Regions from separate parts of the Mus musculus genome. Here all the other regions are linked to region 2. Evidence: chromatin loops called from intact Hi-C (ENCODE). Cell type or tissue: heart. All regions are shown on one strand. Each heading gives the region's core, and the rest is flanking DNA. Links, peaks and the distances in the headings are about the cores only. Region 1 overlaps 4933411E08Rik (RIKEN cDNA 4933411E08 gene). Region 2 holds the start of Rap1b (RAS related protein 1b). Region 3 holds the start of Nup107 (nucleoporin 107).

Region 1 (7,728 bases), core at 1,712-6,711, 96 kb before region 2:
TTTAAAGCAACAATACACACACATGTGTGTGTTTGTATGTATCACATATATACATATATGTTACATACATATAAACACATATATGTTACATAGAAGTACAAACCCTATTTCGGAAAAAAACAAAAACAAACAAAAAAAAGGGTGACATCAATAATGTTTGCTACCACAGCATGAATGACGCTCAAAAGCATCACGCTAAGTCAAGGAAGCCATGCACGCAGACGGCACAGTGTCTGATTCCATTTACATTCACAATCCTACAGAGCTAATTCCACAAACACAGAACACATACTTGTCCTTTCAGGAGGCCGGGAGGTGGGACTGGAAAGTAATTTGATAATAGTGTGGTTTCCTTTGGAGTAAGGGACATGTTGGACTAATTATCTAATTAGGGACCATCACACATTGTGAGTGCGCTCCATGCTACCGAAATGTTCATTTTTAAGTAGATAATTGTATGTTACTTTGATCAGTCAAAATATGCCTCTTCCCAGAAAGTAGATGGGATTGACTGCTAAAGCTTTTATTCAAGTCACCAATGAATAAAAATGTCTTGAATTAAACCACTATTGACACTTACAGTTAGAACTTTTAATATCAACTCAGTACTAGTCCTGAGTGCAGGCTCCTTTTGGTGAGCATCAGTAACCTCTTAACTCGTTAAAGTGTCCGGGAGTCGGGGATATATATATATATATATATATATATATATATATATATATATATACCTTGCCTTCCCACAGTTCCATATGCTGCTGGCAGGATCCATGAGACTTCTGGGTAGTTTTCTTCTCCTGGGGGCTGCTCCATCTTCCTGGGATGTGTTATCTCTTTAAAAGTCCTCCCAAGGGCCCTCAAGGTGGCTCAGTGGCTAAAGGCACTTGTTGCCAAGTCTAACGACCTCGATTCGCTCCATCTGCAGGCCCCACATGGTGGGAAGAGAGAACCAACCCCTGTAACCTCTGCTTACACGCCGTGGCTCACATGTACACACACACTCACACACACACACACACACACACACACACACACACACACATACATGGATACCAAAAATAACTGTTTAAAAGGTTAAGTCTTCCCAGATGGTCACATGAAAACTATCATCCTCTCTCTCCTGTCTTAGCTATGAACTCCACACATCCAGAAATTATGCTCATTTTATTTATTCCTGCATTGGGCACATCATATAGCAAAGAAACTGGGGACTTTAGCTTGCAGCAGACCACATTTCTTTTTTTCTTCTGTTTTGACTGCTGATAAATACAGCAGTGCTTGCACAAAATGTCAGATAAGCAAATTATCTTAATTTTAGCTGTGTAATTATCCTGTGAGTATAGAAAAGAGGACAGCGGAGGAACTAGCTAATGTGTCTCTTTCTGTTACCATTCTCCTCGCCAGACAAAATGTCTTCTTGCCTCCTGTATCCACAGAGCACACAGGATCCTTCTCCAACTCGCCACCTGCCTCTCTTCCGTGACTGCCTGGAGGGGAAAATTCTAGAATACTATAATCACGCACCATAGCCTGAGAGGCGAAATGGTTTTTGTTTGTTTGTTTCTTTGTTTCTTTTGCTCGGAATACAAATTGCTTGATTACATTAAGAGAAGGCAAGAGTCCAAATCCACTTTGAGAACTATCGTTTAGCCATGAATAAGGCACACGCAGCTTCGTGGGTCTCTATGTTGGCTAATTTTATGCCAACTTAACCAAGCTATAGAGGAGGCAAACCTGTAGGGCATTTTCTTAATTAGTGATCAATAGGAGAGAGCTCAGCTCATTGTGGGTGATGCCATCCCTCGGCTGGTGGTCCTGGATTCCATAAGAAAGCAGGCTGAGCAAGCCATGGGGAGCAAGCCAGTGAGCAGCACCCCTCCATGGCCTCTGCATCATCTCCTGCCTCCCCGTTCTACCCTATTTGAGTTCCTCTCCTGAGCCCTACAATGATGGACTACAATGTGGAAGTGTATACCAAAAAAAAAAAAAAAAAAAAAAAAAAAACCTTTCCTCCCCAAGTTGCTTTGGTCATAGTGTTTCATCACAGCAGTAGTAACCCTGACTTAAGACAGCCTCCTAATTATTGATAGAGTTGGTGGCATGTGACAGGAAGCCCACATGACAGCACCTGAACTGAACCACAATTTAGACCCTGACATTACAAAGTATGCAGTTTCGTGACTGGGACCTGTGTGGCACAGCCCTGAAGCCACCAACCTCCTTCTACTTCACTCCACCATCGTCAGGGTGTGCCCTGTCTTCGTAGCCAAAGAAGGCTCTGGAAACGCTGCACAGCTCACCAAGGTCCCAGGTCCTAGGACAATGGGAATCAAGGAATGATGCTTTCTGACTCCTTTCAGGGGGTACTAAATGCCACCCTGTCTTTATTGTTGTTTTCTGATCTTGTTTATGTCTGTTACATTGTAGTGACAGCTTATCCCAGCTAAATTAGCATGTGCACATCTGGCTTTCACTTCATCTTCTCTATGAAATGGTAACAATGTTACAGGGAAGGTGGAGTCTTTCTTTCTCTTCCCTCCATTTGGTCAAAATGTAAATAAATCCAACGTTCTTTAAGGCGGTGGTTCTCAACCTATGGTTATCACCCCTTTGGAGGAACATGACCCTTTCACAGGGGTCACCTAAGACAGTTGGAAAACAGGGATAGTTACAGATGGTGCATGACAGTAGCAAAATTACAGTTATGAAGTAGCAACAAAATAATGTTATGGTTGGGGGGGGGGGTCACCACAGCATAAGGAACTGTATTAATGGGTCGCAGCATTAGGAAACCTGACAGCCGCTGCCTTTTAGAGGGAGGGGGAGGGAGAGGGAGCCGGAGGGAGAATTAAACACTCTAGCTTCTGTTTTCCCTTTTAGTCAAAGTAATTCAGTGTTACCCAGTCTGACTTCCCAGGAGATACTGCCAGGAAATGCTGCCAGATCTGGTAACTGAGGTGGGATGCTTTTATTGTTTCACATCAGCAACACCCTGATCTAGCCTGAAGACTCAAGAAAGAGTCTACAGGTAATAATTACAGACAAGAGAGAACCCGAAAAGAACAGATGTTTTGACACCGTTTCGACTTACCGTGTGTACGCATCTGTTCAGTGTCGGAGACACTTCGGGGGAAGAATCCTAATTTGCCACTCACTGGGTGCACTGCAGCAAGCTCTCTGACATCTCTGAACATCACTGTATTCATCTTGATGCTTCCGTTAATTGTTTATTTACTTTGTGTGTATGTGGTAGGGGGAGGGGGCACACACATACCCTGGCACGGGTGTCAAAGGACAACTTGTGGGAATTGGTTTTCTCCTTCTACCATGTGGACACCAGGCATCTACCTCAGGTCCTCAGGTGTGACAGCGGGCACCTTTACCCACTGAGACATCTCATTGGCCCAGTTTATCATCATCATCATCATTTATAGACAGGGTCATATTATGTAGCTGGTTGTCCTAAAATTTAGTATGTAGACCAGGCTGGCTACAAACTCATAGAAATCCACTTGCCTCTGCCTTCCAAGTGCAGAGCTTAAAGGTGCGTGCCACTATGTCCAATGGAGTTTATTAGTCTTAAAAGGCAGAAATGACAATTATACAAAAAGGGTTATTCAGTACATTAAATTGTTGATGTGTATTTAAATATTGTCTGTCACTCAGACTTATAATCCCAGCACTTGAACGACTGAAACAGAGATCAAGAGCTTGAGGCTAGCCTAGACTTTATGGACTCAGGAGTGGGGTCTGATTTCAGAAAATGAACCTGATTTTCTTGCTTTCTTGATAAAACTCTTTAAAGAAGAAAAGCAAGTCCTATTATATATATATATATATGTGTGTGTGTGTGTGTGTGTGTGTGTGTGTGTGTGTGTGTTACATATATATTATATGTGTGTGTCTATTTATTATATATTATATATTATATGTTATATGTTGTATGTTGTATATTGTATATACATATCCCTCTAAACACTAAAATCAAAGCCTCTGACTTGCTAGGTAAAGCAAGTCTGTATTAATGTGACCCATATTTAACAAACATTACCAGTTTTTGCTGCTTTTTTTCCTATCTATAATTTCTTCCCAGGCTCATGCCCCGTGTTTCAATCACACACATGGGTCCCCTCAGCAGAGCAATGCAGCTAAAATGAGAAGCATCCAGGAATACGTTTTCCAAGCACTGTCTGAGTCCTCGGAGGCCTCGAAATTATTTTCACAACAAAATAAATTTTAGTACATTTGATAGTTTTTCAGAGAAGGCCTGCTATGTGGAAGATACCAGGGAGATTCAAAGACAAGCAGGCTATGTGTGATGGGAGCTCAAACAGCTCTCACCTGCTGACCCGGCTCACACAGCCAGGCCCTCCCCACCCAGCCTATTTTTCAAGTCTACAAGAAATAGAGCAGACAAAATATTATGGGAAGAACATGGGTTTTTTCCCCCTAAATTCTGTAGATAAATTGCTTACTCTAAAAAATAACAAAGCAAAATAAAGATTTTTTTTTCTGCATTTCCTCTGGTGGCTATATGTTGTTTGAATTCAGCAAGAAATTACTCAATTCCCCTTTCCTAAACAGGCGCCATAGCTGCTCATACAGGAGACGCAGCACAGAGGCTCTGGAGAGACGATTTATAGAACAAGGCACCTCATATTATATATACCAAGCATGATGGCATTTAAGCAACTCAAGGGAAATACATTTTTTTACACTGTATCAGATATTCTGTACTAAGAATTTTTATGCAGTGCACTAGGTAAATTCCATGCAAAATTATTTTCCCTGAGAAGCAGCCCTTTCGGGGAGCCCCTGTCTGCCGTTTTTATTCCTCACCTCAGAAGACTAATCTAAAATGTGACCTTATAAACAGTGCCAGCAGACAAGGAGCCGAACATTTGCAAGGGAGTTTCACTCCCTGATGTCCTAAGTCCCCTGGGAAGAAGGAAGTCATGTGTCATTTCCCTTGCACCTCCAGGGAGCTATTTATAGCCCAGCATGTCAACGAAAACCCTGGTAACCGGGGAAAGTTAATGTGCCTTCCAAAGGCAGTAGTTCAGTATCAAATTCAAGGTGTGCATGTGTGTTCCCAGACACATTTACTCCACTCACAACTGCCTCTCATTCAGTATGAAGGAACCCCATGTGCCGTATTTACTCTGGTTTTCACATTACCCCTGTGACAACTCGGCAGGATCCTGAAGTTCTGAGAATATCTTAAGGGGAATTCCAGACCAAATGTTGTGGGTAATTACAGTCCAAAAAAAAAAAAAAAAAAGAAAGAAAAATGAAAAGTAAAAGTCTCAGAATTCTTCTTAAAAATTTAAGGAGATGCAAAGGCTACATAAGACCGAAACCACAATAAGGTTTCACTCTCTTGCTGGGGCAGGGCTGGGGGAGAGGGGAGAATCTGAAATAAGTTTAAATGTCAGCTATGTATACCTGACTAAATCGATGACGTAGCTATCTATAATTATCCTAATTTGCAAGGCCTTTATGGGGTTTGGTTTGTTTTGGTTTGTTTTGTTTTGTTTTGTTTTGTTTTGTTTTGTTTTAGATAACTCTGGCTTCTGGGCCAAGTGGAGAGTCCTTTTCCGAAATCCTTTTCTTAGACCAGTCAAGTAGATTCAGCTAGAGTTCTTTCTGGTTTGGTTTTAGTTGGTTTTGAGACAGAGTCTCTCTGTGTAACCCTGCCTGTTCTGGAACTCTTCCGTAGCCCAGGCTGGCCTCCAACTCCTAGAGATCTGACAGCCCTCTGCCTCCCAAGTGCTGGAGTGCTGGGGTTCAAGGCGTGCACCACCTTGCCCAACTGCTGCCAGAATACTGAAGGCAGGCCAAGCCCATCACAGTTATACCGATATGGAAATGGAGACCAGAGAAACTGGGGGGAAAACCGTATCTCAAAAACCAGCTCAACAAGCAGATCAAGAACCAGTTCCTTTCAACCTATTCTAAGCCCTGTCTGGCTGCAGGTCACAGGGAAGAGGTCAGCCAATGGACTTCTCCACTTTACGGCTGCATCCACCAAGTGTTAAGAACGAGACGACATCCACCAAGTGTTAAGAACGAGACGAGAGCTGTTCAGTTACCTGTGACCTTAGGTAGCAATGGGCAGCACCGAGCAATCGCGGTTGCTGTGACCTATTCATTGAATGAAAACTAACTAACAAGGCACGGAGACTGTGCACACCTGCAACCTCAGCCCTCCAGTTGTTGAGGCAGGAGAATGGTAGATTTTAGGCCAGGCTGGGCTAAACAGCAAGCTGTAGACCATCCTGATTTGTATAGCAGGGCCCCCTGGGTTCTTCCCTTGAGCTCCTGCTCTGATGTCATGTATAATAAAATGTTAGGTATAAGCCAAATTAACCCTCCCCTCTCCGGGTTGTGTTGGGTCCTAGAGTTGATCACAGCAGCAGCAAAGCAGACTGGAGCATTAATCCAGAGAGACAAGCAGGGAAGAGTTTTGAAGCCTGGGCTGAATGTACTATTTCCCAGATAACTCGGTTCCCAGCTCTGAAGGTGTCTCCCCATTTTACAAAAGGGACTCCTGACAAGCTCCCACATCAGGAGGTCATCCCTGAGGCAAAAATCTATGGAATGGAAACTTCCAAACACAAATCAAACCCTGCCCTTTCCTTTCCTCTGGCTTTCAGCTCTAAATATAGCACCAATCAACACACGCTAATCAGAAAAAAAGGCTCTCACTCCTTCACCATAAAATGTTGGCCTTTCTTTTTCTTCCTTTACCTTCGTTTATCTATTTATTTTATGTGTCCTATTCTGTAACCCAGGCTGGCCTCTGACTCAGGTAGTGGCACACTATCTATGATCCCGGGACTCAAAGAGGCAGACGCAAGAAGGTCATGACTTCCAGGCCAGCCAGGACTTGAAAACATGCTGAGAAAGAGAAAGGGGGTTTAGAGGTAGAGACAGAGACCAGGGGATTTTAAAATGACAACATCTCCAAAATTCTAGTTTTAGTTCTATATCTGGATGACAACATTTCTTTGAATAGCTTTTCTGCTGATTTGTACAAATACATCCCCTTTGCAAGCATGGCACCTACCAATGTGGGTATACTCCCTCATTCCAGGATGTCTAAGTCTAAGTGCTGCCTCAGCCGACCATCTATCCCTCAAGGAGTTCGTTTACTGGGTAAGCAAGCCCACAAATAATTAAGACATTGTGAGATAAGGTACCGATCAGTTTCCGTGGGAACGAGCAATCTTGCTTGAGGTGTTAGAAAGCAGTTCACAGGGGCCGTGACATTTGAGTTCAGCCACAAAGGATGAGTTAGTGTCTCCAAGAACTGATGAGAGCATTTTAATATAGCGGTCGTATTACAAGGAGAACATCCTGTTACCTCTACCACACAAAGAATGTCATATCAGAGAAACCTCTCTCCTTTCCTGTGGTCCAGATTATTAAAGACAGAACAGCCTCGATTGTGTTCAGGGTTATTCCACTAAGGGCATTCGGTGATGGTTTTACAAAGTGAGAGTGTGTGGTATTTAACTCTCCCAAAGCCGCCCTTTGTGAAGCACTGAGGACTCTGAAGAATCCAAGTGTCTCCTTTGTGGGCTCATATATAATGGATGAGCACTGCATTAAAGATTATTGAAGACTGTAAGCATATTTTGCATGTATAAGATCTGTAGCTTTTAAAATATTTATGCATCCATGCAAGTCGCCTGTCTCGAAATTTTACAGCAAACTCAGGAAAGAAAA
Region 2 (7,728 bases), core at 1,168-6,167:
GCAGGTGGATCCCAATGGTCTGGAGGCCAGCCTGGTCTACAGAGCAAGTTCCAGGACAGCCAGGGCTACACAAAGAGAAACTCTGTCTCAAAAGACCTAATTAGTTAATTAACTTTAAAATGTCAGCCTGGTAACATGACATTGTTAAGCTAGCCATAGGCGTCTTTTAAATGTAAGGGCTACTATGTAAGTTTCATACCCACGTACCTGGCTCATCACAAATCTTAGCAGTGGTTTAAAAAAAGATCATTACTCTGTGACATATAACAATTATATGGAAGTCACATTCTAAGGTCCATGAGTAAAGTGCGTTTGTTTTTGTTTTTTTAGATTAAGCCTATGTGTGTGAGCTATGTATGACTTTTTCCTGAGTGTATGCATATGTGTGTACTACATGCTTGCCTGATGTCTGTGGAAGTCAGAAAAGAACTTTGAACCTGGAGCTATAGGTGGTTGTGAGCCACCATGTGGGTGCTTGAAATTGAACCTTGCTCCTCTACAAGAGCTTTCTGGATGGCTAAGCCATTTCTCCAGCCCCCATCCATAAGTAAAGTTTCATTGAACTACAAGTATATCTATACTTTGTAATTCTTTTACATTAGCTTATTTAGTGTGTGTGTGTGTGTGTGTGTGTGTGTATACTTGTGCTAAGAGTATGGAGGTCAAAGGGTAAATCACGATGGGAGTCAATTCTCCTCTTCCACTTTGTCAGTCTTAGGTTATCAGGGTTGGCAGCAAGCACTTTTAAGGAGTCACCTTGACGGCTTTCTTTGTATTGTTTATGGCTGCCTTTGTGTTACTGTTGAAAAGCTGAATCGCTGTTCACTTTAGAAGCTACAACACAGACCCTCTGTTCTAAAGACTTAAATGTGTACTACCTGGCCCTTGATAGAAACAGTTTGCAAATCCCTCTTTAGAGGGATAGTCACCACTGACAAAAGGAAAGCAATACTGTATTATGAGATAGGAAGAAAGAAGGAGAGAGGGGGGGGGCAGGCAAAAGAAACACATTTATGTTGACACATCAGGAGAAAGATGCTATTTCTTGGAGAAAGTAGATGGGTCTGGAGTGCTGAGAAGGGCTGGAAAAGACCTTCCAAACACAGGAAATCACCAGTACCCAGCCGAGGGGTGGGAGAGTTACTCATTGGAGCCAAATGAGAAGCCCATTCTGACCATGCAGCTGGAAGTGAAAGAGAAAAGTGTAACATATCTTTACTTCTTTGTAGAAAAGAGTACTTGAAGGCCTCTAAGAGGAAGGGAGTAAATTACTGAGCAAGCTTTAAGATAATTTATCTAGCAACAATGTGTAAAATGGGTCACAGTAGGCAGCTCGAACCTCCTAGGCTGCAAAGGTCCAGGAGCCGAGTTGTATCAAGAGGAGCCTGGAAGACTTGGTCCAACCTCTGCTCACAGATGCACCAGTGGATGAATCATTGTAGAGGAGGGGGGAGGGCAGAGGAGGGTGACAGGCTTGAAGAGTGGGTGACTTGAAAAGAAGGAGGTACGATTAGCAAAGGAAAGGGAGAGAAAACGGGTTTGGTGACAATGGTAATGAGTTTGGTTTGCATACAAGTTAAACTGAAGCTGCCAGCGGACAATATCCTGGTCTGTCAGGTAAATAGGGCAAGGGGTTCAAATTCAAAAGTGAGTCCATTCTGGGGGGCTCTATACGCTGATCATGATTTAATAAGAGATGCAATGGTTATCAGCCTAGTGAGATGATAAAAGTGTTTTGGCTTAAACAACGCCACAAACTCTGGCTTTCAAAGGAAAAAAGCAATTGCCCAAATGTCAAAGTGTTTAAAACAAAGAAAAAAATAAAACCAAAACAGCCCATTGGTAATCAGTACCCTGGCTCAAAATGTCAGTCTTTGAGACATGTCAAATCTTCCTTCAATAACTGATAAAATAGGGGACTGGAGAGATGGCTCAGTGGTTAAGAGCATGGGCTGTTCTTCCAGAGGTCCTGAGTTCAATTCCCAGCCATCACATGGTGGCTCACAACCATCTATAATGGGATCTGATGCTCTTTTCTGCTATACGTGAAGACAGAGTATATATGTAATTGGTAAGAGCAAAATGGAAATTGCAATTTATTCATGAATAATTGACAATACCAACAGATTGTTCCAAAACTTGCCTTTGAAACCGCCACTAAAATGTTGTTCTGAGAAAATAACAATTATTGAAATAGGTAATACTTAAGTAATACAAACCATGAAGCAGCTGGAAAACGCTGCTATCAAAAACTTGTCAGGGAGGAGGAGGGCTCAGCAGGACAAAGGGCTTGTTACCCAGGCAGGAGAACCGGGGTTTCCAGTTCAGTCCCCCTGCAGTCACATAAGAATCCAGAGTGGTGGGAATGGAGACAGGAGACTCCCTTGAGATTGGTGGCCAGCCACTCAAGCCTAATTGGTGAGGTTCAGTGAGAGACCCTGTTTCAAAACAACTAAGTGGAGAGCGACAGAAAATAACCTGTTCACCTCTGGCTTCTGTGTGCCCACAGGCGAGGGCACAAGCGTGCAGAAGCACACACAACTGTCAATTATGGGTTTTTTCTTTTTTTGTTGTTCTAAAGGTTGAACCTACTACACTCGGACACTTGCTAGACAAGTACTGGATCATTAAGCTATGCCCCCCCCCTTTTTTTAACTTCTTGAGAATCTCACAAAACCGTTTAGGTTGGCTTTAACTTACTCTGTGGCCTCAGCAACCTAGAATTTGCAAGGAGCCACCTCCTGCTCAGTCTGCAGAAGAAAGAGGTGTGCTCTTACAGACTGGCATCCTGAGACCCAGCTATAATTCTTTCTTACTCGCTCACTTAACTCAGGTTAGCGTAGTGGTCACGTCTCCATTTCTCTTCTAGGGTTCGTTAAATTTCCAGAATAATTTGTACAGGGAGGGCCAGCTAAATTGCCTACTCCTTTCAGTACTTTCCTCTCAAGTTTTGTTCATCAAAACCTTTTCCCTCGCTGGCAGTGGTGGCGCATGCCTTTAATCCCCAGCACTCCATACGTAGAGGCAGGTGTATCTGAGATGAAAGCCAAGCTGGTCAACATAGCAAGGTCAGGCCAGCCAGGACCACGCAATGAAGAGAGCGTAATCAGAGCAGAAACAAAGTCTTCCAAACAAAGCTCTGATAGCATGATTCTCATATTAAAGGTGATGGTGAGAAAATATTCTAATTACCTAGATCGATGTAAGTTCTTGTGCTCTTTGGAACAAGTCATTTTTGGACAGAGCTTTTCGGAGTCACATCATAGACTGACATCTATGAGTAATCTATAAAGTCATGAAGGCGCCCCAGGCATGCTCTTCCATGAACCAATTATTTTAATTCTATAAACTGTTCACTTAGGCACAGGCCATAAGCATGCTTTGGAATCCTCCATTCGCGAACTGCGTCTGGCAGGGTAATTTGGACAGCTGGCCCTGCTTAACACACCACAGGCTGAAATACTTGTCAAACCTAAAGAAAGGCCATTTGAAAAATGAAAAGCTGCCCTCGCGCTCTGGGAGTGGGAACTGCTGCTCTGTTACTTCCCCAGCACAAAGGACCACGCGAACACCGACGGTCTGGGGGCGTTGGCGACTGTGCACTCGGAGGCCCCGCGAAGGCGTCAGAGGTTTCCAAGCCCCTGAGCTCCCCGTTACCCGCTGGGGTCGAAACGGATGCGCTCCGCTGAGGCTGACACCGATTATGTCGGACAGCCCAGCCAGCGGGGGGCGAGGCCGACCGCAGCAACGAGACGCAGGGCAGGGGAGAAGGGCCACGGCCGGAGCCGGCGACCGAGAGCCGGGGCGAGGCCCACTGCGAGGCGAGCACGACGAGACCCCGCCCCCCTCCGCCAGGGCCCGCCTCGGCCCCGCCCCTTCCCGGGCTGCGCTCCTGCGCGCCCCGCCCGCGGGCGGAAGCGAGAGCGAGGCTGAACGCCTGACGTCAAGGCGACACCGCCAAACCTCGCCCAGAGTCAGGCGTGGAAAGCAGCCCGAGCGGCGGCGGCGGCGGCGACGGCGACGGCGGCAGCGGCAGAGACCGCCGTGGCGCCGGGAGCAGCGACCCGAAGGGAACGCGCGGCGACGGCGAGGGCGACGGCGGCGACCCGGTGACAGCGCGAGAGGTGGGCGCGGGGTGCGTGCGTGGCCGCGAGGCTGGCGGGGGGCCGGGCGCCGGCTGAGGGGAGAGGTGGGGTGCGGCGCGGACCGGGCGGGGCAGCCCGATGGCCCCCGCGGCGGCGAGGGTGGCCCGGGCGCGCGGCAGGTGGCTGGCGGGGGGCCCCCCGAGTCCCTCGCTCGCTTCGGCGGGGCGCGCCGCCTCGGGGCGGCCGGGGAGGAACCGCGGCCGCGGCGGGGGAGCAGCGCGCTTTGCGGAAGGGGTCAAATGTCTGAAATATGGCGGAGGAAGTGAGCGCCCGAGGAGCCCCCACCCGCCTGCCCGAGGCCCCCGCAGCCTTCCCCGCCGCGCCCCGCTCCCCGCCTCGGCGGTGGGTGGAAGTTAGAGCGGAAACCAGAAAGTTGTCCTCTGCGGACACCCGGGCTTCTCCCAGCCCGGGGCCGGGCGGGCGGAGCAGCGTCGCGAGGGGGGGCGGGGGGACCACTCCCCGGCGCCCCGCGGGCTCGAGCCTGACAGGGAAAAAGTTTGCCCGGATCGGGGCTGGCTTGCTTCATTTGTTGCGGGAAGTGGCAGGAGGAAGGCAGCGGAGCGAGCCCCACCTAGTCTGGCAGCCGCCACCGTGCAGAGGGAAAAAAAAAATGTTAAAGGGGCCTTTCCTTCGTCAGCAAGAGGAAATCTCTTTTTCTCTTGCAGAGAGAAAAATCCAGGAAGTTTGTCCTCTTCTCCTTTTTTTTTTTTTTTTCTTTTCGCCATCTCGAGGTGTCTGATTCTGAAACTGACTTATCAGCGCCGTGAATTTGGGAACTAGGCCCTCGGGATTTTCCTTGGGGTGGAGGGGGGCGGGAGGAGAAGATGCCTTTGGAAGAAACATCTTCGCTTAAGAGTTTTGAGCAGATGGGATTGCTTTCCTTTCGCTTGCCCCCTCCCACCCCCCAATGCTTTAGAAAGATATTTTGGCCCTGCGACTCTCGACTCGTGTGCATACAAGCACTTCTTTATTACAGTAATAGGAACTCACATTTTTTTTTTTTACTAAGTTGAAAGTTGACATTACGATGCAGGCTGGACTTTTCAATATTTTAAAAATCAATTGAGTCTCGTTGAAATGTTTGCTTTGCTGGCAGTGTGTATTAATATATACCGAGTGCCTCTAGCTTGTAAATTCATTTTTTTTTCAGTTTTCTTTTGTATAATTAGAACGTTGTCGAGACTTGCCTGAAAGGAGTTTATCTTAGCAAGAAGTAACTTAATTGAATGGAGAAATTCTTTTAATTTAAAGCCCTTACCACTCTTAAAGCCTGATATGAAGTCAGTGTATTAAGTCATAATAGAGTCATGGGGCTTTTTAGGGCCGGAAAGAGACTCTTTAAATCATCTGGTCCCACCCTGTCGTTTCATGAGGAGGAAACTAAGGCCTAAAATAGATAACCAATTACCTGAGTCTGCTGATTTGTAAAGCCGTGGTCTATCCATAAAGGACAATCCACAGGAAGCAATGTGACTTTTTTTTTTTTTTAATTGTGAATTACATCTTGGTAGAGATTATTGGTCCCATTATGCTCTCTTCTCCAAGAGTGCCATAGTTAGCTAAATGGTATGGAATACGTCAACCCCTTAGGTAGTTTCATCCCCTGGTTTTGGTTAGAGGAAGTTAATACTCCGAGGAGGAAATAATTTTAACTTAGAGACACAGAATCCCAAATGACAGTCTTGTTTGATATCCATACTTTTAATCTCTGTAGTACATTATATTCCCTTGTACTTTCTTGTTTGACACAGAAGTTCAGTGACCTTATCTGTGGAAGCTGCAAAGTAAAATCAAAAGGACATATAGTTGCTTGTGCTATAATGTATCGAACCTCAGATTAACATCTGAAGGGCCCCATGCTAAGCCGGCTTAATTTTTAGTCTGTGGTCTGGGACACAGAAATGATGAACGTGTCTTTCTTCTTTTTCTGTCTGTCTTACCACTGTTCTTTCCGTGGCTTGTATCACTTCCTGTCTTCTGTTACTGTTGTGTGTGTTTCTCTGTTCTACCAAGTTGTAAGGTCCAAGGAAGGGGTAGATTTCTTCTGCATGCCTCAAATGACTAGCATGTCGCTGTTACATAGACACTCAGATGAAAGTTCAGTAGAGTTCATTGAACACACCATGAGAATAGGAATTCTGCTTTACTCTTAGTCCCTAGCATTTTACCTGGGCACATAGTGATGTTTGGGACTTAATTCAGAGACTAAAGAGAACAGTGTAATCATTTTAAAAAGAATTAAACATTTTCTTTGGGAATCTCTCACTTTCCACGTTGATCATTTTATCATTGGTCATTTATAATGATTCCAGTATTTTCTTTTGACCTATACAGGGAAAGTGAGCCCTCCCACTAAAGAGCCTATAAGAGTAACAAGTTGAAATAAAGAATCCTTTTTAAAAGATTTATTTATATGAGTACACTGTAGCTGTCTTCAGACACACCAGAAGAAGGCATCAAATCCCATTACAGATGGTTGTGAGCCACCATGTGGTTGCTAGGAGTTGAACTCAGAACCTCTGGAAGAGCAGTCAGTGCTCTTAACTGCTGAACCATCTCTCCAGCCCTTTTTGTTTGGTTTGTTTTGTTTGTTGTTTGTTTGTTTGTTTTGAGACAGGGTTTCTCTGTGTAGCCCTGGATGTCCTGGAACTTACTCTGTAGACCAGGCTGGCCTCGAATTCAGAAATCCACCTGCCTCTGCCTCCCAAGTGCTGGGATTAAAGGCGTGCACCACCACCACTGCCCCCTTTTTTTAAAGTGGTGCGAGGCATGGTATTTTGCAGCTGTGATCCCAGCAGTTAAGATTGAAGCAGGAGAATTGCCATAAATTTAAGGCTAGCCTGGGCTAGTGAAACCTGGTCTATAAATAAATATATGAATAACTTGATCTATGTACGTAAAGGTCTTTGAAGAACTTAGTGCTTATGCAGAGATTGATAACATATAACTGTATGTGCTGTTTTACATGTAAAGTCTTAAGATTGGCATGGGAAGCTTATGTTCAGCTCTTAGGTATGTAATAGTTATGGAAAAATTAACGCGTGACAACAGACAGAACTTAGCTGATCTTACGTCCACCTCCCAAGTATAGTTTACATTTGGCATTTTATAATTGAATGTCAAGGAGATCTCATTGATTTACATGTGTCATTCCCAGAAAATAAAGTGTTCAAGGTTAGTTTAGGGTTTATACACTAAATAGTCAAAGACTATTTCTCTTTAAAATGTTAACATATGGTCACTAAAAGTCTGTAGAAACTCATCTTTCTGGCTGGGGATGTGGCTCAGTGGTCAGTGTTTGCCTCTCTTGTCCAAGTTGCTAGCTTCAGTCCCCTCGCTGAAAAAAATTCCTCAATTTCCTAAGGCTTTTTAGTTGTGACTAAATATGTTTTGTGAGTTTGGTTTGGTTGGTTCACATGGGAAAGGTATGTGTTGTTTTGTTTCTATTTGTTTTCCTTCTTCCCCCCCCCCCCCCCCCGCCCCCAACTACCCCCAACAAGAACAGTGTCTTAAGTCCTGTAGTGTCTTGGTACATTGTAGCATTAGATACAATTTTTATTCAGCTGTAAGCAGCATTGTGCTG
Region 3 (7,728 bases), core at 1,462-6,461, 53 kb after region 2:
TCACAGAATTTTAAAGTATCCAAATGTGTACGATGTAAATATTTAGGGGACTTTGTAATGTTAATGTTTACAAGTTAAAAGTGTCATGATATGGTTCAGTAGGCAATATGTCCAGGGGTAGAACCAAGTTTTGGGTTTGTTTGTTGTTGTTGTTTTTTTTTTTTGGTTTTTCGAGACAGGGTTTCTCTGTGTAGCCCTGGCTGTCCTGGCACTCGTTCTGTAGACCAGGCTGGCCTCGAACTCAGAAATCCGACTGCCTCTGCCTCCCGAGTGCTGGGATTAAAGGCGTGCGCCACCACGCCCGGCTGTTGTTTTTTTTTTTTTAAGAGACAGTATCTATAGAACTAAATTTGACCACCTGATCTCCATATTTACACCAAGGTACACACACACACACACACACGTACAATAATAGTAATAATAAATAAAAAATTTTAAATGAGAATCTTTAAGATGGCCTATAGGTAAAGTGTTTGCTCCCAGGCTGGATGACCTAAGTTTGATCTTAGGACTCATGTGGTAGAAGGAAAGACCCAGTTGTCCCCCAAGTGCCCTCTGGCCTCCACAGTTCCTACATGGCATGTGCCCTGCCCCCAAAATAAATAACCATAATTAAAAACAATAAAAGGGTCCAGAGAGAGAGAGAGAGGATTCCGTGGAGAGAGGGTTCCGTGGGTAAGTCCACTTGTAGTTCTTGTACAGGACCAGGATTCAGTTCTCGACACCCATGTGGAACTGGCTGCAATTCCAGTTCCAGGGGAATCCAGTGCCCCCTATGGCCTCTGCCGGTACTGCATGTCCATGATGCACTGTCATACACGGAGGCACACATTCATACACATACAATTTAAACGTAAAATTTAAATTGAAAAAAAAACATTGTAGCCGGATTCCAGTGCATTTTCTAACAGTTTGTTTCTTTGAACATAAGGCTACTTCTCTGTCCCAAACTGCTCTTCTTATGATCATATATGTGTGTGTATTTGTGTATATATACATATATATGTATTTATATGTACATATATGTGTATATATGTATGTACATATATGTGTATTTATATGTACATATATGTGTATATATGTATGTGTGTATATATACATACATATATGTGTGTGTGGGTGTATATATATATATATATATATATATATATATATATATAGCATTGGGATCTGGGAGATGCTCAGTAAGAGCATTTGCCCTGCAAGTATGAGAACCTGGGTTAAAATCCTCAGCACCTGGGTAAACATCCAGGCATAACCACACTGGCTGTGACATTGGCATTTGAGACAAGCAGACCCTGGGGTGATGGAGAGTCACCCCAACTATCTCTCTTAATAAATACTAAGTCACCCAACTAAAAAGCTTCTTGTACCCTTCAAATAATACTCTCCAGGAGAGGGAATGAAGATCGCCTATTTTACAGAAACCAGAAATGCTACCATCAAAGGAGAAACATACATACATTTAAATTAAAGATCTTACTTAGCTCTCTTTACAATCCTAGAGTCAGACAACACTCCATCCTGTAGAAGAAAAGTGTTCCAGTGAGATGAGCAGAAGAGCTTTGCTCTAGGGACAGAGAAGGGCCAGGATCGCAGGAAAAGGGAGCTGCAGGCTCTCCTGTCAGGGCTCCACCACAGCTGTTTATGCTGAGATGCAGCAGCTCTACTACCAAATCGCCTCCGAGGTCACGAACAGAGACAAACAAAGCTTGGGGAAAGAAAGAACAGCAGAGGCTAAGGCAAGGGGGCAGTGCATCCAAGGCCAGCCTGAGCTAGATAGCAGAATGTGTCCAAGGACAAGCCAACAATAAAGGCATTTGGGAGTCACAAAGTGAGGAAGTGAGCCTCTGCATAAGGCAGGGCCAGCAAGGCAAAACAACTGAAGATGAAGTACTTAGCACTGGGTTACTTTTCTTGTAAAATTAAGCAGAGACAATTTGACTATGCCAATCAAAAATGGTCCTTGTGGAAAATCTGGTTATCTCTCTTTAATTGTCTGGAGATCAGATAATTTAGCCTTGTAAGGTAGAACGTTCGTGGGTGACTTTTATGTATATATATATATATATATATATATATATATATATATATATATATGGTTATATATATAGTGTATATGAGTACACTGTAGCTGTCTTCAAACACACCAGAAGAGGGCATCGGATTTCATTACCGGTGGTTGTGAGCCACCATGTGGTTGCTGGGAATTGACCTCTCAGGACCTCTGGAAAAACAGTCAGTGCTCTTAACCACTGAGCCGTCTCTCCAGCCCTCATGAGTGATTCTATCTTGGTGAATCTAATTTGCTGTGGCCAAATGCAGGGGGTTCATCCACACCAAAGGATTTTTATTTAGTAATTGAAACAGGAAATATCATATCTCAGGGTTATTTAATAGATGTGATGCACACACAGATATGTGTGCATGCATGTGTGGGTGTATGTGTGCACATATTCGGTGTGATATGTGTATGTGTATGACATGGTGTGCGTGTGTGTGGGGTATGTGGTGTGGCATATGTGTTGTACGTGTGCAGGCATCCATGTGTGCATGTGTGTATTTGTATGTACACTTGTGTGTTTGTGTGTAATTGTAGCATACATGGAGGTAGGGCTGAGTTTTGAGACTAGAAGACAATTTTTTTTGTGGTTGGTTTTCTCCTTCCACATTTACCAGGGGTCCAGGGACAGAAGCTAGATCATCAGGTTTGCAGGGCAAGCTGCTCCCTGGCTGGCCCTTCTAACACTATGGTTGTAATCTGGTTACTTAATAAACAGTGTCTGCTTTCAAAGTGAGGAGCAAAAAAGTAACAACTGAATTCTTCAGGCAGCTGGATGCACTGCCTTTTACTCAGACAGCTCTGGATTAGAAGGGATACTATAGTACTACTTTTTTCTTTTCTTTTGAGACTGGGTATCAAAACAAAGAAACAAACAAAACAACAACAAACTCGTACTGGCCTCTAACTTAGTAGGGCCTGAGCATGGCCCTGATTCCTGTCTGTACCTTACTCTGTGCATGGGACGGGCACAGTAAAGAAACTGCCACCGTGACTGCTCCGTTAGGGATAAGGTTTTTAATGTGGGTAAGAGAGAGAAAAGATCCAGAGGCACCTGGAAGTGCCCAGAGCGGAGAGAAAAAGAAACAGGCTGGACATGGCCAGGGCCGGGGAAGCTAGAGAATGGGAGAGAATAGTTACATCAGCAAGAGATGGGAGTCAGGACAGAACACACCCAGACACCAAATGCTCAGCACAAAGGAAATGTATTACCCAAGACGGACAAGCAGAAGGTGTTGCCTCCGTCTGGATCGGCCAAAGAAGGCAGCAGGTGTCTCTGCAGGAGAAAGGGGGAAGGCTGTGCTAGGATGAGTTGGTAAGTCCTAAGTGGACATGTTAGCCAGCTAGTGAATTTTGATAGTTGGACCTCGGAGTTTTAGTCAGGCATAAGGATGTGGCCAAATAAGGGAAGAGACCTTGGTGGCTAGGTTTAGGAATGTAATCTAACGGTTTAGCAAGGGAGAGGGGAAGGGAGAGGGCCACACCTGCTGGTGATGTGTCTGCAATGTCTGCGCCTGTTGGAGCTCTTCAAGATAGTTTTGTGTGCAAGATGAGAGAGCAGAGACTAGAAATTAGTGCAGAGTCGGGATTGTGGGGACAAGTAGCTAAGAAGACCGAAGGAAAACGCATTACAGGAGTTCCTGAGGAATGCTGGCGTTTATCTAACCGCCAGAAATCAGAAATGGTTCAGCCAGAGCTCATTTCTAGATATTTGGAGGGCCTGAGACCTAACATTTTTGAGGTACTGGAACAGGTAAGTATTCCCACGCCCAAAACTTTTAAAATTTATGATAATAACAGCAACAATAATAATTGCTATTATTACTATCGTCAGGCTTTCTTAGTGCAGGCTTGCTTCAAAATCGTGGTTCTTCCTCCTGCCTCAGCCTCCCATGTGGCTTTCTTATGCTTTGCTTTTTTTATTGGATTTCTTAAAAAACGGCTGATTCCGTAAAAGAGAAATAAATAACGAGAGAAAACAACCTCAAAACCCGTCCAGTGAGGTTACACCACAGTTCAAAGAGGTGAGCGCCCCGAGACAGGCCAGATCCCGTAAAGTGGCGCTGAACCGCAAACAAGAACGCTGAATGCAGACTCTTCAACAGATTCCTAAAGTCCAGGTTATAGACTTCCGGCTTCCCAGAACAACGCCCCACCCAGACCACGCCCACAAGCCAGGCTCAGGCGACATACCCAAGCTCCGCCCCTTTCCCCGCCCCCTTCCTGCCTGGCCGGCACCACCCAGCCACGCAGTCACTCCCTGGCACACTTCCGCGCCTGCGCCCACTGAGCCTGCGGCTGGAGACGAAAGTCGCGCATGCGCCGAGCGGGAACATTGTTTCTCTGGGACTGGCTTAGCCAGGCCGCGCTTCCGGGTCGAAGGGTGTGCTTCCGGAGAGCGGGAAGGCTGAAACGCGGCGGCCAGGCTGCAGTCAAAGAGTTGCAAGGTTCTAGGCGGAGACCGCTGAAGCCATGGACAGGTCAGTCCTGGTAGGGACGCCTCGGCCGAGACTGGGGCTCTCGCCTGTTAGCGACGTAACCGCCTCCGCGGCCAGGGATTTGGCCCTCGGTGGAGGAATGGACGCTTGGCGCGATTGGAGCGGGGATGTGAGAATGCGGATCCCCGGGGTTCCACGCCGCGCCTCCCGGGTCTTCTCGGCGCTCGCTCCGAAGTGTGCGGGGGTCTGTGATGGTCCCGCATTCGAAATGCGAAATGAAGCAGTTCGAGCTCAGGGCCATCAGCCGCACTGACAGTTCAGCCCAGACGTCCTCAGCGTGGTTTTATTGCGGTTATTAAGTCATGTCAGCTGTACGTTATTGGGTAACGGTGGTCAGCTTAGACTTTAAAGTGCCGGCCCTAGGGAGTTGAATTTCTCCCTCCCTCTCAAATGATTTATGCTCGCCTGACACGAAGATGGGTTGTTTAAGGCCCTTGGCATCGGGGAGTAGATTGTGTAGTGAAGACAGTCGAGCAGTGTAATACGATGTATTTATACTGTACTGCGGGGAAAATAAATGAAGGAGATGTTTTATCTCCCTGTCACAGGAGTTTCAGGCAAACCTATAAAAGTAACTTGCTAGCTGGTCTTTTGAGTAATAATAGCACATTATTGATACTGAAAACATTGTGCTAGGGGTTATCTTATGTGTGTTCCTTAAGCTTTAAGTGGCACATTTAGTTTTAGAGCAATCCCGTGAGGATCTTATCTATATAGAACAGTGAGCCTGTAAGAGATTTAAGGAATGGCATAGTTAAATAGAACCCTGTTATGGGGCTGGGGATATAGCTCAGTGGTAGAGTGCTTGCGTAGTAACCCTTAGGTTCTGGGGGGGGAAAGAGAAACATTACCAGCAGGGACCTTTGAATCTCCATAAAGCTGTTTGATGAATAACTTAAGTAGATAGATGAACATCCAGTGACAGGGGAACACATATAGACCTCTGTAAAAGAAACATACTCAGATATAAAGTCATGAAAAATGTTCACGCTTGTGTGGCTGAATGCTCCCAGCAATGCGGATGGACTTGATGGGCAGAACTAAATTAGGATGGTGGTGTAAATACTGTGCTGGTGAGTGTTAGCTTGAGTCTGCAGAGAAGAGGAAGCTGGCTGGAGATTTTAAGTGGAAGAAAGGTGTACTAGAAGGATAATTAAAATCAACCCCCATGGTTTAGTTTATAAGCTGTCAGATGACAGTGCTGGAGGCCCATAGCACTGTGCTAAGACAGGAGACATCCTTAGTCTACATGGAGGGAAATCACTTGAAGGGCCATTTCTCCTCTTCACTAGAATTGCTTCACTTTTTCTTTCATCCCGCCAAGCCATATCGTACTCACAGTCTGAAGTATAGTCCTGGCTGCATAGCAGTGTTTGGTCAGCATGCAGGCCAAAAATATAACAGTGGTCCCATATGATGATATTGCCTAGTGACATGATGACTGGCTTAGCTTGTATAGATATATTCTGTGAAGTTTTCATGAGGATTAAAAAAAAGAAGAATTCTCAGAGCCTGTTCCTTCTTTGTTTGGGTTTGTTTTTGAAGCTGCTTTCACCCTGTCTCAGATTGGCCTGGCACTTCCTATGTAGTACAATTTGGATTAGAGGTGTGAGCCTGGGCTAAAACCAAGCCCTTCAACAAGCAGCTAACTCATCACCGTATTTTAGAGAGTGCAGAGTCCTTCCTTGTAGAGAATTCTGTAGTCAAGCAGCTCTTTGGTCTGATGGAGGAAAAGATTTACCTTTATGAAGCCATACTGTAGTATAAATTTCGGGTTCTAAGATAACTCCGCGGAGAACATACTATTGTGATACTAGGCAGTCAAAGACAGGGCTGGTAGCCGAGCACTGGGTGGGATTTGGGGGAGTAAGCAGGACTCAGAGACAAGAGGTTATTCTTGCCAACAAGATCCAAGACTTGGCTATTGGGGTGAGCCGTCCCTCGACTGACGAAGATCCTTTCTTTGCCCTAACTGTAACGGTAGTCCTTCAAAGATGCCGTCTAAGACCTTGATTATACTGTTCTAGGAGTGGCTTCGGGGGGATGTCATCCCCTGTGATCCGGGATGCGGAGGTGACGAGGACTGCCCGGAAGCACAGTGCTCACAAAAGAGTTCTAAGTATCCTTCGTGTCAGGATTGCAGAGTGCAGGGTGCCGTGAATCAGGGCTGTGGGATTAAACATTAGCTGGGATAGAATTTGGCTTACCTCCATTGGGGTTTACATATATGTTTACATACACGGGACATACATGTTCTCAGTGAATGTCAGTGAGCTAAGATGCCTGTTTCTCTGAAAAGCATGTTGTCTCACTACTGGTATGCCATAGTAGTCAAAACTTATTATCTAGTCTCTATCTGAGAATTTAAATGACAGGTGGCTTTAACAGCTGTACAGAAAAGGTGGTGCCCATAAAACACTTTGTTCTTGAAAGAAGTGTGCTCATGTATCTGTGTAGTAAATCCTTGCTTGACTTTAATGATTTTTCTTTTCTCTACATGGAAACTTTCCTTAATTCTTCCTAAGTTCAGGCCAACCAAGAGGACAATTTTGGTACTGCTACACCAAGAAGCCAGATCATTCCTCGAACGCCAAGCTCCTTTCGACAGCCTTGTAAGATTTTGTTTGTGCTTTGGAAGTATTTAATGAAGTAGCCAGCTGGCATTTGTATAATTTTCATTATAAAATATTTAGCTACAATATCAGGAAGTAAGCATAAATAGTAATGATTACAGTTATCTGAGCTCTTATGAACAAGGACCTGTACTCTATATCAGTACATAGTAACTGTGACATACTGTATCTGCTATCCTCTATATCAGTATATAGTAACTGTGACATGCTGTATCTGCTGTCCTCTATATCAGTACATAGTAACTGTGACATGTTGTATCTGCTGTCCTCTATATCAATACATAGTAACTGTGACATGTTGTATCTGCTGTCCTCTATATCAGTACATAGTAACTGTGACATACTGTATCTGCTGTCCTCTATATCAGTATATAGTAACTGTGACATGTATCTGCTGTCCTCTATATCAGTACATAGTAACTGTGACATGTTGTTATCTGCTGTCCTCTATATCAGTACATAGTAACTGTGACATGCTGTATCTGCTGTCCTCTATATCAGTACATAGTAACTATGACATGTTGTATCTGCTGTC

What was found. Hi-C counts contacts between places; a loop is a spot of excess contacts. Peaks named below come from ENCODE experiments on the same cell type or tissue, not always from the same donor. Only the 100,000 strongest peaks of a DNase experiment are listed, where the experiment ranks them.
Region 1: it touches region 2 in a loop (10-fold over the local background); 8 of 42 quality-filtered maps call a loop at or near these places.
Region 3: a loop joins it to region 2, with 3 times the contacts of the local background. A loop is called at or near these places in 11 of 42 quality-filtered maps.

The regions. Positions count from the first base shown.
Region 1 is chr10:117,938,341-117,946,068 of GRCm38, reverse strand. The region is part of intron 3 of 4933411E08Rik (RIKEN cDNA 4933411E08 gene); the gene reads right to left. Among named protein-coding and RNA genes, the nearest start is that of 4933411E08Rik, 17 kb to the right of the region's middle. In heart, for the core only: a CTCF peak has its summit at 4,821; a DNase peak (open chromatin) is centred at 4,998; H3K4me3 peaks cover 416 bases; H3K27ac peaks cover 2,642 bases.
Region 2 is chr10:117,842,227-117,849,954 of GRCm38, reverse strand. It overlaps Rap1b (RAS related protein 1b), which reads left to right and starts at 3,981. Exons shown (of 8, transcript NM_024457.2): 1 at 3,981-4,124. In heart, for the core only: a CTCF peak has its summit at 3,518; DNase peaks (open chromatin) are centred at 3,884 and 4,564; H3K4me3 peaks cover 3,473 bases; H3K27ac peaks cover 2,544 bases.
Region 3 is chr10:117,789,418-117,797,145 of GRCm38, reverse strand. It overlaps Nup107 (nucleoporin 107), which reads left to right and starts at 4,441. Exons shown (of 28, transcript NM_134010.2): 1 at 4,441-4,542; 2 at 6,588-6,679; 3 at 7,086-7,172. The coding sequence starts at 4,535. In heart, for the core only: no CTCF peak of the experiment used is centred there; a DNase peak (open chromatin) is centred at 4,315; H3K4me3 peaks cover 2,468 bases; H3K27ac peaks cover 2,640 bases.